Regions from separate parts of the Homo sapiens genome. Here region 2 is linked to region 1. The links are chromatin contacts, found by Hi-C or POLR2A ChIA-PET in ENCODE. All regions are on one chromosome and are shown on one strand. Each heading gives the region's core, a stretch centred on a gene start or an enhancer-like site at or near the end of the contact. The rest is flanking DNA. Distances are from core to core; before and after follow the strand shown. Region 1 overlaps GMDS (GDP-mannose 4,6-dehydratase). Region 2 overlaps GMDS (GDP-mannose 4,6-dehydratase).

Evidence for each region. A loop is a pair of places that touch in the nucleus more often than their neighbours do. ChIA-PET counts read pairs that join two places held with the same protein, here RNA polymerase II (POLR2A). Pooled maps may share reads with other maps.
Region 2: a map of heart right ventricle shows a loop between it and region 1 (2.3-fold over the local background). The contact joins two enhancer-like sites. A Hi-C loop is called at or near these places in 4 of 168 maps with a recorded cell type or tissue (CD8-positive, alpha-beta T cell, PC-3, heart left ventricle and 1 more), 5 of 37 single-sample maps with no recorded cell type and 6 of 50 pooled maps. POLR2A ChIA-PET finds 5 or more read pairs at or near these places in 5 of 52 experiments (AG04450, H1, activated naive CD4-positive, alpha-beta T cell and 1 more).

Annotation. Positions count from the first base shown.
Region 1 is chr6:1,684,313-1,688,228 of GRCh38, reverse strand. All of the region lies in intron 9 of GMDS (GDP-mannose 4,6-dehydratase), which reads left to right. Among named protein-coding and RNA genes, the nearest start is that of FOXC1, 76 kb to the right of the region's middle. Within about 2 kb of position 1,993, at least 5 of the 41 ENCODE cell types and tissues checked have a DNase peak (open chromatin) inside an H3K27ac peak, as active enhancers do; they include PC-3, where a contact is called at or near this core.
Region 2 is chr6:1,723,126-1,727,041 of GRCh38, reverse strand. GMDS (GDP-mannose 4,6-dehydratase) reads left to right here. Exons shown (of 11, transcript NM_001500.4): 9 at 530-626. Among named protein-coding and RNA genes, the nearest start is that of FOXC1, 120 kb to the right of the region's middle. Within about 2 kb of position 2,226, at least 13 of the 41 ENCODE cell types and tissues checked have a DNase peak (open chromatin) inside an H3K27ac peak, as active enhancers do; they include PC-3, where a contact is called at or near this core.

The sequences.
Region 1 (3,916 bases), core at 744-3,243:
AACCCCAAAGCATCAGAGTCAACATTGACTCCCCTCCCTCTCTCACACCCCACAACTTATCCATCAGCGAACGGTTCACTCACTCTCCTTCGGAAATCAACCCAGAATCCAGCTGTGTCTCACCAGCCTCCCAAGCCCCGCTAAACAAAGCCGCCATCCTCTCTGCTGTGGATTTAAGAGCCTCACGGCCTCCATTCTTGCCCTCCTACAGCCCATTGTGAAGATAGTGGCACTTTTTACGTAAGTGAGACCACATTACCTCTCATTCAGAACCCACCTGTGGCTTTACAGCTCTCTCAGTGGAATTCCAGGTCCTTCCCGCAGCTTACAGTGTTCTCCATGACCTGCCCCGCCCCAACCTCACCCCGCTTAGCTCCTGCCCTCTTACCCCCATGCCCTCTCTCCAACCACACTGACCCTTCAGCTTCACCTTGGGGCACTGACACCTGCTCCTCCCCCAGAAAGTTAGAGGGCAGGACTGCTCCCCACACTCTTTCAGTCTCTGCATCAGAGAAGCCTCCGTGGCTTCTCTGAACCCCCCTCACGTTCTTCACCTGCCTCTTTGTGTCTCTCCTCCCGCTAGAATGGAAGCTGCATGGCTAAGGGCCCTGTCCATTGTGCTGGCAACTCTCTCCCTAGTGTCAAGGACGGTGCCTGGAACACAGGAGAAGGACGGTGCCTGGAACACAGGAGCTTGCTGATGGCCTGCTGAGTGGAGGAGTTAGTATTGGCCCTGGAATCCAATGGGAAGCGTTCTGGGCTGAAATTCAGAACACCTGGGGCCTGAATGCAGCTCCTGACCTTGATACCTACCACCTGTCTGATCTTAGGCAAGACCTTGACCTAGAACATTGGCCTCATCCTCCTCCCCTGGAGGTTGGAGGCCTGCGCCACTTCCAGGTCTGAAACCCAACCAGCCCGTGAAGTGCGGGAGAGTCTAGGTAGCAGGTGCTGTTCACGTCCTTCCTGATGTTCAAGCCTTGGGGGTGTTGCTGTAGTTGAACAGGAGCTCTTTCGTTTCTGTTATGGGAGTTTTTTGTCAGTGAGAAGGTTCGTGAACCTTGAAGGGGTTACTGATGTAGGTAAGGACATCTCTGGGGCCTGACAAACGGGGTGGCGCCTCTTGTCCTGGAAAATATTATAGTTGTGATTTTGCCTAAAACTGAGGATGGAGTTCCAGTCCTACTTGTGATTTTAAACATTTGTATCTTCCTTTAAGTAAATATTATTTGGGATGCAGGAAATGAAGTTTTGGAATATTTCAACAGATGGCGCTGCTGGTAGCTATTATCTGACTATAAAAATTAAATTTAATCCTTACTAATTTCAGTAATTTCATTTAAAAAAATTGTATTGCCTCCAAGGATAACACATTAGTTTGTTTAGTCCTTTATCTTACCAGTACCTCAGAGTGAATGGTTTTAACCCTTTTATAAAGCATTGCCAGCCCTGCAACCTGGGCAGCTCAATTTCAGAAGTTGCTGCGTTAATGTACTGTGCACTGTGACTCAGTGCTGTCATAGAAAATGTGCCAAAATGCTTTACTCAGAGGGAAAGATGGTTTGCATATAAGTACATTCCATTATGGCTTATGCCATAAATACAAGCCAACCCGGGGGGGATCTATTTAGATCCTTTAAATAGATGCAAATATTTTCTTAAATGGTTATACAAAGACAAATACTGTGACTAATCAGTGGACACAGAGAAAGATGCGTGCTTGCTAGAGTCTAAGGAGAAAATGTTTTGCAGAGAATGATGGCCAAAGTGTCAGAGATCCCAGTGACACTCACTCATCAGCTTCCCCCCACACCCTCTCCAACCATTTCCAGTTGGTCTTCCAGCAAGACCATTTTAATTATGTAGCCATGCACTTGCTTCTGGGTGTGGTTTCCCTGATTGCATACTTAAGTGCAGATTACAAATATTTGGCAGGATTCCTTCCTCTGTGGGAACCAGACAAGTCATAACACCAACTGAACGCTCTACACTGTTGTGCGGGAAAGAGGCCGCGTCATCTCGGGTTTCAGAGTGCAGAGCAGGAGAAACTGGCTTCAGTTCTGCTCCTCTCTCACAGCCACATGCCCCCAGCCAGCAAAGGGTCTGTAATGAGGGCTACAGACTTCGCTTCTTCTGCCACCACTGTAACCAGACCCACGGCCAAAAAGAACCAGCCAGAAAGCCCAATGTGGAGCGACTTCTTGTCTCAGAAAATGACTCCACGGCCTGTGCTTTATGGCATGATCACCCAGAATGCTAGAGAGAAATTAAGATTCGGGCATGCACGTCTATGCCAAAGGAAGACTTCACCAGGGGATATTCAGGAATTCACTGATAAGCTTAAGAAGATTTTTGCAATTGTTAGCTCTTAAAATCATTTTTAATTAGTGAAGCAGAGAAATGCTGAGTGAAACAGCCATACTTTTCCCCAACTTGATTGGGAAAATCTCCATCCTGTGCCCCTCCATTCCTTCCCATCCTTCCTCTTCACTCCGTTTTTCCTGGTAAATGTTATGGCCACGTTCTGAGCAACCAACCTCCCTGTGCTCTGTGCGGCCAGCTTGGAACTGCAGGTGGGGGAGGATGGACACCCATTTCCTGTCTCCCAATCTGGGAATCCATGGGCATAAATCTGCAAACGCTGGCATAGTCATTGTTGGCATGAATGGAGACGAGGAATATATTGTCAGCAGGCCTTTGAATTTCATTTTCAGATTAAACAGTTTTTTTTAATTAAAAAAAAACCCTTACTAAAGTCGCTTAGCAAACAAAGAGCTATACTGTTTGCATCATTGAAAACAGAAGAGCAATAGCAGTGCCAGATACTCCTCTATTACTTTGTTTGTTTGTTGTTTTTTGTTTTTGAGATGGAGTCTCGCTCTGTCACCCAGGCTGGAGTGCAGTGGCGTGATCTCGGCTCCGGCCTCAGCCTCCCAAGTAGCTTGGATTACAGGCATGTACCACCACACTGGGCTAATTTTTTTGCTGTTTATAGTAGAGACGGGGGTCTCACCATGTTGACCAGGCTGATCTCGAACTCTTGACCTCAAGTGATCTGCCCACCTCGGCCTCCCAAAGTGCTAGGATTACAGGCATGAGCCACCGCACTCAGCCTCCTCTATTACTTTTTAATTCAAGTGTCTCAAGGTGCTTTACAAGTGTTAATTAAGTCTACCTTTTTTTTAAGGTGGGTAAGTAGTTAAAAAAAAAGGGGGGGGAGAGAGGGAGCAGTTTTGTGTCATAGTATTTGAAGGAGAAAAGCAACACTTAAGCCTGACATCATTGTGGCTTCAGTGGCAGGCACAGGTTGATAATTCTAAATGGCAACTAACAGGAAGAGGATGAATAATTTACTGTGTATATTTACTTGGTGCCAGGTGCTGGACTCGGTTTAACCCCCAGCTTTAATGAGGTATAATTTATTTAAAATAAAAATCACCCACTAAGGGTGTACATTTGATGAGTTTTGGCCATATACAGTTGTGTAACCATCACCACAGCCAAGACAGGACCATCTCCAGCCCCAGCAAAAAGCTCGCTCCTCCTGCTTTGTAGTCAGTCCTGCCCCCAACACCGCCCCTTTTCTGGTCACTGTAAGTTTAGAATGTTGTGTAAATGGAATCCTTCAGTATGTGTCTTTTGTGCTGGCCTTCCTTTACCTGGCACAATGTCATTGAGATTTACCATGTTCCCCGGTGTGTCTGTTCGTTCCTTTTCATTCATTTCATAGTCTTCGTTCGTGTGGATGCATTGCCGCACAGCCGTTCACCTGAAGCTCATTTGGGTTGTTTCCTTTGGGGATGATACGAATGTTGCTGCTGTGAACATTTGCATTCCTGGTTTGTGTGGACATGTGTTTTTATTGCTCTGGTTACATACGTTTGAGTGAGCCCACGGTTCATCTGGGAAGTATGTC
Region 2 (3,916 bases), core at 977-3,476, 39 kb before region 1:
AGGAGAACTTGTATGTGATCCAGGGATGCATTGAATGGTTAATTAGGTTACAAAACTTATTCCCAAATGGAATGTGTTGAATTAACTCTGAATATCCCTAAAACTACAAAAGAAAGAAAAAAAAAGGGAAGACAGAAGACATTAATTTATATTAATTAATTTATAATAATTTATTAATTAATAATAATGAATTGACCAAGAATGGTCTAGAGAAATACAAAATCTTTGAAATCCCTGAAAGTTGCCCAATTTTATTTTCTGGCTAATCTGTTCATTTCTAAAGTCTCACTTCTGAATTCGTCATGATTTTCTTGAAAAGGAAAAAAACGCTGCCCTTGCAAAACAGATCTAGAAAGGCTTTGAAAGTCGCCGTTGCTTTAATAATCAGCTGGAGCATCAGCCTGTGCTGCTGTGGTTAATGAGCTTAAGCGCTCCTGCGGGGAGAGGGCTGGGGCATCCCAAGGTGCTACAGCATGGCCAAATGTTCCCAAGCAATTAGGAGCTGATTCAGTGTTTATCTTCCTTACAGGTGGGAAGGAAAGAATGAAAATGAAGTGGGCAGATGTAAAGAGACCGGCAAAGTTCACGTGACTGTGGATCTCAAGTACTACCGGCCAACTGAAGTGGTAAGGACTCTCTGGCCACCCAGTGCGTGGCCACATTTGGCTGGCTGGCTGGGCAAATGCGCTCATGGAATGCCTGGTGCCAGCCTTTGGAGCTGTCAGTTCAGCTCCCTGGCATCCTTCAGCGTGCATTTCCAAAATCAGAACACAGTGAATTCAATTTGAGATTATCATTCTTACCACAAACTTCATTGCTCTATAAAGGAAAACAAGAGTTAAACCCACCAAAAGAAATCATTGATTTCAGAAATGGAATCTCACATCACACGCAGATCTCCTCATGTTGGTCTCCTATTCTAATGGCTGGTCCCTGATAACCTACAGGATGCCTGACTTAACAACGCTGTCCCAGACCTGCAGGACATCTAGGTCCTCTCCAGCTATGTCTATGTCTGTGTCTGTGTACTCATACACAAGTGCATACTTGCACACTATACCATAAATGGTCTCCCCTGCTTTTTATAAGACTCAGGTCAGGGACCACCCTGTCCATGTAGCCTTTTCTGGCCGATACATCAGTACTGCTGAAATTCCTTCCCACTCCTTTCTTTGTATCCACATTATATGCTATACATAATTCTATTATAGTACCTACTATAACCCACCATAATCATTTGTTTACATGTCTTTCTCTCTTTACCAAATTGTGAACTCTTTGAGAATAGGGACTTTTAAAAAATATCTTAAGGCCAGGCACAGTGGCTCATGCCTATAATCCCAGCCCTTTGGGAGGCAGAGGCATGCAGATCACCTGAGCTCAGGAGTTCAAGACCAGCCTGACCAACATGTGAAACCCCATCTCTACTAAAAATACAAAATTAGCCGGGTGTGGTAGCGCATGCCTGTAATCCCCACTACTCGGGAGGCTGAGGCAGGAGAATCGCTTGAACCCAGGAGGCGGAGGTTGCAGTGAGCCGAGATCGCGCGCCATTGCACTCCAGCCTAGGCAACAAGAGTGAAACTCCGTCTCAAAAAAAAAAAAATCTTACACTAGACTATAACAAGGTAGGTACTTAATAAATACTGACTGATTGCTAGATGGATGGGCGAATTTCTAAATACAGAACTTCCTGTGTTACAAAATGGTTGTTAGAACATAACATCCTCCTTTCCTAAACTTATAAAGCTGCCTAGCTTGCTGTTATTGCTTTAATGAGGTCCATCCTCACTATGGAAGCAAAGCTCAACATATGAAATATACCTAAAGATAATAGAAAGCATCATCTCTAGAGAGAAACGTTCATATGTGTTACCTAGTGAACATTAACTGTGAAAATTGAATTTTTTGAAACCATTTTCCCTGTGTTCTGAACCAAATTCCTATCTGTTGTTCAACCTTGGAGAGGTTAGGAAAACCCCAGTGAAGAGAGACTGAAAGTGAATCGGTCATCATTTACCACTCTTTAAAATGTCTTGTTTCAGACAGAAGGAAAAAACTGTATTTCATGCACTCTACCACACAGGAGGAAATAAAAAGGAAAGGAAGTAACCAGTGCTTGGGAGAGGTAGGGCTGTGGAGTCGTGCATTGTCCGGGCACAGGGCGTGGCCGGGGCTCTGACACAGTGAACCATTGTTCCCGGTGCTAATGGAGAGTGGGTGTGCCTAGGAGAGGATGTGTACTGGCCCTCAGGGAGGAAGATGCCAGCCACGCTGTGCTGACATAGCAGGGACTGCCGACTGGAGCCCTGAGCTGTGCTGCCATTTGACTCTCTGGCCTGATGAGGTGCGACAGAGATGTCAATTTTCTGGAACATTGCACAGATCACATATTTATGCAAATGCTTTTCTGTATCTACAATCAAAAATGGTCATCTCAGAGAAGGAAATTTACTAAGCCAACAGAAACCTCAATTTTTACAACTTAAATGTGGCTCTTTCCCTCTCTGACACCAAAATAGTTTCAAAAGCTAGGAAGTCATTAAGAATGGCTTGTCTGTCATTCCTACTTAGACAAGGTGTGGGATTGATAAGGACACAGAACAAAAGAATTCACTGAACAGGAAAAGGACCCTCAGACTAACAAGACTGTTCTTGAATCCGCATCGACCCCCTTTCCTGCCGTGACCGACGCCGCATCCCTCCCGTTTCTTTTGTTCATTCAAGTGCTATCATCATACCTGTTCTGCAGCTCTGTTGACACTAGCATTCTTTGAGTATAAGAGTGGTGTCTGATTTCATATGCTTGCTTTATTTTTCCACCGATTTGGCTCTCTCCTGAGCTTCCCTTTACTGTCCAATTTTGAATCTTGAACTACGTTTTATCTTTCTAAGCCTCTAGGCTGCATTAATTTCATTCACTCCACTTCAACCTAATATTCCACTGGGTAAGCTTTTCCTGTATGGTGAGACTAAACTTTTAACCTCATTCCTCAGAACAACAAGTTTTCCTAAAACTTGGATCAACTTGACAGCCTCCTGTTGAATTGCCTCAGGGGTGAGAATATTCTTCCAGTTGAAAGGTAACCAGAACTGGAGACTATATTGTAAATAAGCTTTTAGTTAGGTGTGAGGTCCCAAGAGCCAATGGTCTAGAGCCATTTGGTATGAGTCCTGAAAAGCACCAAGCTTCTTTGAGGTTTGTCTACATTCAACTTAGGATACATGTGGAATTCTCTCACATCTAAACTGAATCTTTCCTTCTCAGGGACTCAGTCCATCCTGCACATGCCAAAGGCTTCTTATTCTTCTTATAGTCTGTAAAAGTGCTTTCACCGATCAGCTTAGGTCATCTGTCCCCCAAGATCTTCTGCACAGAGGGACACTCAAACCAATAACTATGTCTTCTTAGAATCATTTCGGAATGACTGATAGGAAAAAAAAATTGCCATAAAGAGGCCGAGGCGGGTGGATCACAAGATCAGGAGATCGAGACCATCCTGGCTAACACAGTGAAACCCCGTCTCTACTAAAAAAGATACAAAAAATTAGCCGGGTATGGTGGCAGGTGCCTGTAGTCCCAGCTACTCAGGAGGCTGAGGCAGGAGAATGGCGTGAACCCGGGAGGCGGAGCTTTCAGTGAGCCAAGGTCGTGCCACTGCACTCCAGCCTGGGCCACAGAGCGAGACTCCGTCTAAAAAAAAAAAAAAAATGCCATAAAGAAAATTTGAAAAAAAAAAAATAGGACACATCAGGTCTCAGAACACTGATATCCTACAGCAAGACTAAAGGGAAATAGAGCTTTATATTATGTTTTGAATAAGACTCAGAATGGTCTCAAAAATGGCCCTTTGCTCAGCAAAGGCAGGTACTAGCTTGAAAGAGGCCACCAGTGGTTCCATAGAGGGCGTAGTTC